Regions from separate parts of the Mus musculus genome. Here region 2 is linked to region 1. Evidence: chromatin loops called from intact Hi-C (ENCODE). Cell type or tissue: left cerebral cortex. All regions are shown on one strand.

Evidence for each region. A loop is a pair of places that touch in the nucleus more often than their neighbours do. Peaks named below come from ENCODE experiments on the same cell type or tissue, not always from the same donor. Only the 100,000 strongest peaks of a DNase experiment are listed, where the experiment ranks them.
Region 2: it touches region 1 in a loop (5-fold over the local background); 17 of 42 quality-filtered maps call a loop at or near these places.

What each region holds. Positions count from the first base shown.
Region 1 is chr12:81,628,665-81,633,664 of GRCm38, forward strand. Ttc9 (tetratricopeptide repeat domain 9) reads left to right here and starts at 2,585. Exons shown (of 3, transcript NM_001033149.3): 1 at 2,585-3,137. The coding sequence starts at 2,741. In left cerebral cortex, no CTCF peak of the experiment used is centred here; DNase peaks (open chromatin) are centred at 2,025, 2,503 and 3,223; H3K4me3 peaks cover 2,485 bases; H3K27ac peaks cover 1,716 bases.
Region 2 is chr12:81,779,099-81,784,098 of GRCm38, forward strand. It overlaps Map3k9 (mitogen-activated protein kinase kinase kinase 9), which reads right to left and starts at 2,072. Exons shown (of 11, transcript NM_001174107.1): 1 at 1,392-2,072. The coding sequence starts at 1,776. Gm46366 (a long non-coding RNA gene) reads right to left here. Exons shown (of 3, transcript XR_001780649.2): 2 at 3,866-3,926; 3 at 2,922-3,451. In left cerebral cortex, a CTCF peak has its summit at 2,372; DNase peaks (open chromatin) are centred at 928, 1,307, 1,736 and 2,190; H3K4me3 peaks cover 2,438 bases; H3K27ac peaks cover 1,211 bases.

The sequences.
Region 1 (5,000 bases):
TTTGACCCTCAGCACGGTGTGTGTGTGTGGGGGAGGTTACTTTAAAAATTAACCAATTTTCCTGACAGAAAAGTAAATAAGAACAAAAAATAAATACGAGTAATGCAAGAGATTAAGAATAATGTAAGAGCTTCCAAGGACAGATTACATGGGTTTAAATACCAGGCTTGTTACTTACTGGGAGTACAACCTTGACAAGTCTCTGTAACATGCTGTGGAGGAAAAGAAATAGCCCAAATAGATTCATGGGCGTGAATGATTGGCCCATGGAGGTGGCACTATTCGGAGGTGTGGCCTTGTTGGAAGAAGTGTGTCACTGTGGAGGCAGACTTTTGAGAGCTCATATATGCTCAAGGTCCACCCAGTGTGGAGCACAGGCTCTTCCTGGTTGCCTTCAGATCAAGATAGAGAACTCTTGACTCTGTCTCCAGCAGCATGCCTACTTGCATGCCACCATGTGTCCCGCCATGATGATGATGGACTAAACTGGACTACTGAGACTGTAAGCCAGCATCAATTAAATCTTTTCTTTTATAAGAGTTGTCATGGTCAGAGTATCTCTTCACAGCAATAGAAACCCTAAGACATGTGGTATTCAAAATTGGAGTAACTACTTATTTCACTAGATTGTTATGAAGGTTACATGTATGCAAAGTGCTTAACCCAGTCCCTGGTACGATGTAAGCACCAGGTATTTGATATCTACTATTGTTCACTTCATTTAGTATTATCCACAATAGTGCATAACGTAATATAAAAAGCCGTCTGGATACAAAAACAACTGGCTCTGTACTTTAAGGTACATACCTACAATAGACTATTATATAGCCATGAGAATAAGGCATGGGGGCCCAGCTCAGCTGTGGAGCACTTGCTTGCATGAATCCCCAGGTTCAATCCCCAGAACTGCAAGAGGGAAGCACTAAAAGAATATTTAATTCCATGAAACGTGAAAGTTTAAAAAGAAGGAAACAAATTTTAAACATTGACCCATACCGCTTACATTTGTTAAGCAGAAATACAAAACTTTGAGTAAGAGTCTCCGGGTACCCCTATGTATACGCTGAGGCTTTTGTTAACAGTTTTTTATACTTTCCTAAACTTCTAGTGCAGAACAGCGGGTGTGGCCATATTATGTCAATCTTGTTAAAGTGCAACTTCTGGGTCAGTGGGCTGGCAGTCTTGCACCCGGAGCACTTCTTGCAGGCTCATCAGTGATGCTCATTCTGCTGGTCCAAAACCTGAGTAGGAAGTTTTCACAGCACTGTCTCTGAGCTCCTCTTGGAGCTACAGAAGCACCGATTGCTGGATCCAAGGCTAGGGTCCTGTTTTAGACAATCTGGACTATGTCCTTAGAGCTTGCATATAATAATTTCCAGAAGATGTTGATGCTGCGGATCTGGGAAACACCCTTTGAAAATCACATTAAGAGCATCTTTTCGTTCCCTTAATATCACTAAAAATGTATCTATCCTCTTCATTGCCTATAAACCCAAATCCAAATGCTTTATTCAGAAACCCCTGGCATCCCTCTCACTTGGAAAGCCATAAAGTCAAACCTTTAGGCCTTAAATATGTCTGAGGTGTCCAACATTACAGCTCTGAGAGCTTTCTTGCTTTGTCTGGTATTTTACTCCTTCCCTGTGCCCATCCTTTGGGGGGTCTTCAAATGTTATTACCCTGTAAGGAATTCCCAGGGCTCCACAGCGCTTTCTGTGATTGCTAGTGGGAATTGTATCTTCCAGCAGTAAACTGGGTTCTTTTGGTGTGTGTGTGGTGGGGGGGGGGGGGCTGTAACTTGCCTATTTTCATCTGCCTGTGTGTGGCTCAGCCAATCTCCTGCATACAGCTGACACTCTCACTGACAGAGGGAAAGAAAGAAGGAGCCTCCCCAGGAAGGGTGCGTAACTGTCCAGTAATGGAAACTGGAACCCTGTGCCCGCCAAGCCTGATGACCAACAGTAACAGGTGTTTCCATCTCCGCTTCTGTGATTCATTCTGCATAGCTGCGCACGCACATAGCGTAAGCACACACAGTCTCCCGGAATACAACGCCAGGCACGCAGACGTGCACCCGGTGTCCTGGGCGCCCGGGAGACACACCTCAGCGACAACCTGGATCCACAAAAGCGAGGCTCTGCCACCTAAAATAGTAATGTCTTACTGCAAACAAAACAAGCAGTGGCACCTGCTTATTTTCCTTGCTCCCTGGCGCACCTTTCTCTTTAGTCCTAAAGAAAGCTATTGAGGTGACCCCCCCCCCTCCCAGTCCTTCCCATACACACACACCCCTCCCCCATAGCTTCTTTTGGCCACGGCGCGCCTCGGAAGGCTGGATGAATGGGAACCAGGGGGCCCTCTTTGTCGCTAATCTTCCCCTCCTTTGAGCAAGCCCAGCTTCTTCCGGGTCAGCGACAATCACCACCACCCCAGTCGGGCCCGTTGTCCCCTGCACCACGGCCAGGCTCGCACAGGGTCCGGTAGCCCGCGGGGACAGGTTGCGGGAGCAGAAAAGGGCGGGGACGAGGGCGGGCGCCGAGGGAACGGGGGAGGGAGCTGGGAGGGGAGCGATCGCAGGAGGAGGGAGCTGCCTCGGGCGGCTGGCGAAAAGGATGGGAGTGCGGGGCAAGCGCGCGGCGCCCAGGGTAACGGCCGCGGCAGAGTCTGCGGGGCGCGAAGCCAGCGCTCCGCGCTTTTAAAGCCCGGATCGCGACGCGCTCTAGGCGCGGGCGGCGGCCGGATGGAGAGGAAGGGCTTGGCGGCCCGATCCTCGGGGAACCCTAGCCCGCCTGCGCTGGGTGAGGGACCGCGGCCCGTGCCGCCGCCGTGCGTCCCGAGCGGCGGAGGAGCCCCGGAGCGGGGCCAGGCTGGAACGGCGGCCGAGCCCGCGGAGCTTATCCGGCGCGCACACGAGTTCAAGAGCCAAGGGGCGCAGTGCTACAAGGACAAGAAATTCCGCGAAGCCATCGGCAAATACCACCGGGCGTTGCTGGAGCTGAAGGGATTGCTGCCGTCACAAGAGGAGCGGGACGCACGGCCAGCCTCCTCGGCAGGGGTTCCCAAATCCAGCCGCCTCTCAGAGGAGCAGAGCAAGACGGTTGAAGCCATTGAGATCGACTGTTACAACAGCCTGGCAGGTAAGCCGCGCCCCGCCGCACCCCCTCCTCTCCTTCCCCGGGCCTCCAGGGGCCCCGCCCGGCCACGCGTCCCGTCCCCAGCTTTCCCAACCTAGTCTCTCTGGATCCCAGAGCGCCGCTGAGGCACACCGCGGTGCAGACTCCCTCCCGTGACAGTGGTGCTCTGGGGAGATCTGGGAGGGAGGCGCTTGAGAAAAAGTGTGACTTTCAAGATGATGTCTTCCAAAGGCCATAGTCATCTTGAGTCTCTTCCCTTGCAAACATGGTGAATCTTGCCTATAAATGACCGGGCAGACAGAGGGCGACCCAGCGGGCCTGTCAGCGACTGCTACTGCTCACTTGGGTTCAAACTGAAGAGATAGAAGAAGCCAGAGATACCGCACAAGCCATGGGCTCTAAGGCTAGCTCATGCACCTGTCTGTCTCACTCGGGTGTCACTGGCTTTAAAGTTGACCTATGTCTTCCCTTAAGTAACCAGATGGAAACAGGCCTTCCCTCAAGTTCTCCTGCCCCAGTAGCAAAGGGGATTTTTTTTTTTTTTCAGGATGTCCTGAGTAAAATGGATTCCAAAATGCTACTTTCTTCTCTCCGGGTCTTGCTCCAGCAGTCTCAGGGCTCTGAGTTCATGGTTGGTCCTTAGCCCTGCTGAATTCTTAGTCTCCTGCCTAAGGCTCTTCTGTTGGGCTGAAGGTGTACTTCCATGGTGTGCTTTAGGGATGAGGCTAAGTGTGTGTGTGTGTGTGTGTGTGTGTGTGTGTGTGTGTGTGTGTGTGCATTATAGAAAATGTAAAGTCTGTAAAAAAGGAAAACGCTGAGGCTTTCGAAGGACTTCCTGCGAAATGTGGCAAACAGCGATATAAACAACTGCCTTACAGTGACGCAACCACCCTCTACTTTTCCCACCTAGTGTGTATGGTTTGGGGCACAGTCAAGCCTCTCTCTGTTAGAATAAAAGGCATTTCTTCATTTCTAACCTTGAAAGTTGCTTGAACTAAGTATGGCCTGTTAGGGGGTGGGGGCGGGGTGACGATGGATGCATCTGGAGGTTGAAAGACTACAACTATGGTCCATTCAGAAATGTAGATCTGCTGTGTTGGCTTTGGGCATTGAGCACCAGCTTCCCTCCGCCTTCCCATTCTGTCATGTTTGAGGTCATCTTTAGGCAAGTGCTCTACCCCTGTGCTGCCATGCCCCTATCAGGTCATCTTTACTAGGGTGAAACCCAGCCTGGGAAGACACGGTGTGAGGTAGCTTACACACGTTAAGAATTACACATGTAAACCAAGGGCAGTTACAGAGATGGTGACACTGGCCCTAGTATTACAAATAATGGCACCAGAGAAAATAATGGCACAGAAGGATGGAATAGGTGAATCCATAAAAGGATACTTGATTCCTCTGGTTTCCCGTAAGGATTTGGCCACTGCCCTGATGAACAGTTAAAGGGCAGAGCCTGTGAGGGCGGAGGAAGAGGCACTCAGGATGGCTAATGCAGTGATTTTGGAGTGGTAATGGGTGTTCTAGGACTACATTTACCCGGCCCATGAATAGCTAGCACTGCCTGCCCTCCACCCCACAAGTGGCTGTATTTCCATGGTGAAACCCAATGTATGTCCTTGGTCAGGCCTGCCTGGTCAGAGGACAGAGGTGTGGTCAATCTCTCCTTCTGTCCCTACCACACAAACACTTGGGGAAACTTCACTGGTGACAGAATGGAAATAAACCCAGAGGGCTTTCCCTTCTGCTGCCTGCTCTGGGGCTCATCACTTATGAACATTAACAATGTAGCATATGTGCAGTTAGGTACACTACATGCACTTTTGCTTTTTTGAAACAGGGTTCACTGTATAGCCCTGACTGGCC
Region 2 (5,000 bases), 150 kb after region 1:
GGCATTATAAACATCAAAATGTATAAACAAGAAACTGAATGAAAGGGGATATGTCTAAGGAAAACTAAAGACCTGAATCGCTTGACAGTCAAAAGGCCAAAGGGAAAAGAAGAAAACAAGAAGCTGCCATTCTATTTCAAAATCATCTTAAAGTAATGTAATTATTCATTAAAATAATTGTTCATGTAAAAATAAGTAACAGATAACTATCATAGATGAAAATTTAAAACTAAACACTCAAAGTTAGCCCTTTGTAATGGCTTCTCTTTTTTAAATCAAGTACATAAGACAAGGAACAAACTGCTACCATATATGTAAGAATGCCTTCTAACTGGAATTATGGAAATTCTTAAACGCTATAAACTGCACTTAGAGAGACTGCCATCTTCTAAACCAATCAAGAATATACAAGTGATTAAGAAATTACAATGGCAATTTAACTCGAAAGAAAGAAAGAGAAAGAAAGGAAGAAAGAAAGAAAGAGAGAGAGAGAGAGAGAGAGAGAGAGAGAGAGTGGGTGGGTTTTGCTAGGAACATGGAACGGTTCCTGGGAAATTGGTGAAAACCAGGACACAGGGAGAAAGGCCCTGGGAGGGAACCCTGGTCCTGGCCCCTGAGATTTGGCCAATGCCAAATATAGGCAAGGATCTAGGGTGGAAAAAAAAAATGTGTTGTGTGAACAGTATGGCTGTATGGGACAAGGACTTAGCCACTGTACCTGCTGATCCTGAACTCCCACGAGGGACAGACATACTTTCTCCCTCTAATTATTTCTCCACTCATAACTTTGCCCCCTCCCCTTGTACACACCTTTCCTAACATAATATTCGGCAAGATTCCTCAGGGTACAACTTTGAAATACAGTACGAGAACCCAAGAAACCAACACGAGATTTCAAAGGCACCTGACTCCTGAGTTCACACACGCTTCCGGGACTTGTGAACCTGCCCAGGCAGGCGGGAGGCACCTCCACTCCTCTCTAGACAAATACCTTTAAGAGGCGGAGACAAGAAACAGAAAAGGTCCGCCGGGTCCTTGATTAGGGAACTAAGGTTACTGGTGACAGTAACCACCTGCTCTCCAAAACCCTTCCAGATCTGGAGGGGCACAAGGGGCGGGGGGGGCGGGGGGGGGTAAGGGGTTGGGACGTAAGGAGACTCCTGCTAGGGTTTCAAGAGTTGCTACTTGAGCGAGTCAGATGACGGTGAAGAAGCCCGGTGTTCCAGGCAGGGCCTGCGACTCTGGAGCTTCTGGGTAGCACCAGCTAAAGCCCCTGCAGCCAAAGTGCCCACCCATGCCCGGGCCAGTCGCTCCCCACTCGGGACTGCTCTTCGCCCATCCTTAGGCCTCAGCCCCCCGTCCCCACCGGGCACCGGTGCCCGCCTTCTTACGCTGAATGGGCGGGTAGCAGCTGGGGTCCTCGGCGCCCGGCTGGCAGCGGCTGGAGAAGGCGCTACGCGGGGTCACGTAGTTGCTGGGGAAGATGCCCACCCGCTGGTTCAGCTGTCCGGTCCACCAGCCCTCATCGCCGGACACCTGCGAGTCCTTGGACAGCACCTCTACCACATCGCCCAGCCGCAGGGTCAGCTCGTCCTCGCCCGCCGCCTCGTACTCGAACACAGCCGTCCAGTAGGGCAGCGCGGCGTGAGATCCCAGCTCGGCCGCCGCCTCCTCCTCGTCCTCCTCCTCTTCGGCCCCAGCGCCCGTGGCATCGTCCCCCGGCGGGGCGGCAGTGGCACTCGCCAGGCAGCCGAGAAGCGATCTGGAGGACTCCATGGAGCGGCTGGTCCATAGGGTGCGGGGCGGCCGCCCGCGGGAGCCGCCGCCGCCTATTGTTCATGCGGCTCGGCAGCGCTGGGGGCTCCGCGCCCCCGACGGCCGCCGCAGGTAGGGCCCGAGCAGGCTGGGCGCGCGAGAGTCGAGGACGCCCGGTGCGCACCGCGAGCGCGCACCGCGGACAGGGGCGCGGCGCAGTCCCGGCCGCCTGGCGCCCCCGCGGGCGGCCTCGCCCCTCGGCGGCTCCCACCTGCTCGTGCCGCCCGTGCCCGCCGCCCGCTGGCCGCTCCCTCCCCTCCCCGCCCCGTGCGCCCCGCCTCCCGCACGCCCGGGACCACCTGACGCGAGCCTGGCTCCGCCCCAGCCCTGCGGACCCGGGGGCGGGGCCTCCAGGATGGGCCCGCCTCCACAGCCAACCCATCCTCCCATTGGCCCGCCGCGGCTGTCCGTCTCCTGAGGGTGGCTGAGACCTCATTGGGTGGCTCCCGAAGGTGAGACCCAGCGTGCGTTCGGACAGTCCGAGCGGGCTGCGGAGCCCTCTGTCTTTTGTCCGCGCCGTTTGGTCCTACGGGCTGCGCCAATTCCCGGTTCAGATGGATCTGCTGTTCCCCTATTTGGCCACGGGGACCAGCTTACGTCCACTGTCGCCGCTACGCACACACTCACACCCCGGAACCTTATGGCTAGCGATGGAAGAACTCTTTCGATTGCTCTGCTGGCCTTAATGAAGACTGTGTTCATCTTTGTAAGAAGAAGTTCCTGGCCATTGTTATTAGAATTCCGAAAGGGGAGGTCTCCTAGTGGGGCTTCCGCAGGCTCGGGAAGTCATGCGGAACCAGCTAGTTTGCGCTTGCCTTGTGAAACTGGCTATATCTAGGACCCTGGTGACTGGATACCCAGTTTCCAAAGACTAAAGGAGTAAAGGCGGGTGCTGCCTGCCATTCTTGGGCAAGGGCTGACCTATGCTATGTCTTTTTGTTACCTGCCGCCACCACCCCCAAGGACCTTAACCTCTTTTACATGTTTTTAAGCCTGTCATAGCAATGGCTTCCATATTTCAGCCATGGTAACTACCAAACTGTATTTCCAAGACAGGCATTGATGTGATTTGTGTAACAAGAGTCAGTACTTCATTGTTTATTTGCTCATTTGTGGTTTTGAAGCAAGATCTTACTGGGTAGGCCATACTGGCCTCTCATTATCTCGCTGCCTCAACTGCCCAAGTCTTGGGATTACAGGCGTGTGCCAATGTGCCCCACCAGACCATTTTTGTTTCATTTTAATTTGAAGTTTAATATTAGGCAAACTGGAGCAATTTGAAAAAATAGCGAGGCAGCTACATGACCTTGGGCAGGTGCCATCTGTTTATCCTTGAAGTGAAGACCGTGGAGGGAAAAGCCTCCTGTGTTTTAGTTTTGGACATCCAGTGATTTGCAAGGGGCTGTGACTACATTGTAAAGGGAGACACTGTGCACATTTAAGGTCTTGGGAAAGGGATGAGATGGTACTGTTCAAGGAGCATCCAGACAGTCCTGGGGACGGAGATCCGGAAGTAAATCCCCTAACGCAGTCAAGTTTATAGGAGGGTCTAACATGTTCAATTCCTGGGAGGGTCAGTAAACTGGGAAATACATGCGTGAGTCTGGATAGATTCTCTTGATAGAAGCCACTCTGCCTACAAGAGGATGGGAAAGGGAAAATAGTGTTTAAACAAATATTTTATTTAATAAAATTTTCATGTGTGTGAGAAAGGAGTCTTACAAAGTAGATAACACACACACACACACCCTGGAGGGGCTGTAGAGATAGATGGCTTGGTGGTTGAGAGCATTGACTTCTCCAGAGGACCCAGATTCCGTTCCCATCCCCCACTATGGCACCTCCTGTAACTTCAGGGGAAATGACATACTTGACTGGTCTCTATGGGCACTAGGAATGCACATGGCGCGCACACAGGCAAAGCACTCAAGCACAGAGAATGGTTTTACAAAGATGAAAACTGGAAAGGAGGATGTTAACTGGGTCTTCAAGTCGTACAATTATTGATGGATTGCAGCTTTTTGAATTGTCATTTTTCTCCCCTACTCACGCGTGGCCATTTCCACACACCTCTTCTCCCTGGAGGAGCAGATGAGAATAGTCCTGGCTCCCTAAGAGTAAAAGAAAAAAAAAAAAGAATGCCCTGCTCAATTTAAATATTTAATGCTCCAGCAAGTGCTTAGAGCCTCATGAAGAGTCACTCACCAAACATTCCAAAAAGTCACTCTCTAAATATTTGTTGAATGGATAAGTGCTAAGAACTCAAACTAGGGAAGATCCTTCAGACCACAGTTGCCTAGCAGGGCTTCATGGTAGAGAAGCAGAAACAGAACCGGTCCCAGAGAGGTACGGGGGGTGGGGGGGGGAAGAGGATAAGAAAGAATGCTGGAAACCTACTGAGGTTGGGTTGCAGAAGGCTTGGTAGCTATTTGATTCACATTAATAATTATTTAATTGATCATTTGAAATGATTTAATAACAAAGGTGTTTGCCATAAGGGCAGCAACCGGTCTGACTTGTTCCTTATAGCTTTCCTGGCGTCTCAGAACGCCTGGCACATAGCTAGTCACCTCTCTGGACAGTCACACCTGGTGGCTGGCTTGGCTATAAGCCTAGGAAGTCTGGGTTTTGTTTAGCAGACCAAGGTTATCACAGGGCCAGGGAAATGGTTCACTGGGTAGGAGTGCCTGCTCCACAAACATGAGTACCTGAGTTCAAATCCCTAGCACCTGTGTAAGAAGCTAGCCGTGGCTGTGGGTGCCTGTAACCCCAGCACTGTAGAGCAGACAGGCTGAGACCTCCCTGTCTGGCCATCCTTGCTGAATCATTAGGAGGCTATGAGCAGGGCTTTGGGGTAAAATAACTGAGAGTTTGCCACCCTTGCGTTCCTCAGCTGGGAGTTGAGGAATGTTAGCCAGAAAAGCAACATTTTCTCTACCACACTGGAAAGAAGAGCATCAAGCAGGAAAAGACAGGTGTCCATCAGTGATAGCATTAAACTTAGATCAGATCCTGACTGTATCCCGAAAAACAATCTACCTCTGTACGAGACAAGATTTTATTACTTGTTGTTAATTATACATTAATTATATATGTTCACTAAGTAATTATATTTTGTTCCATTAAATATTTATATGTTTCCTTATGACACTTTCATACTTGTATATATTTTTATCATCAATCTC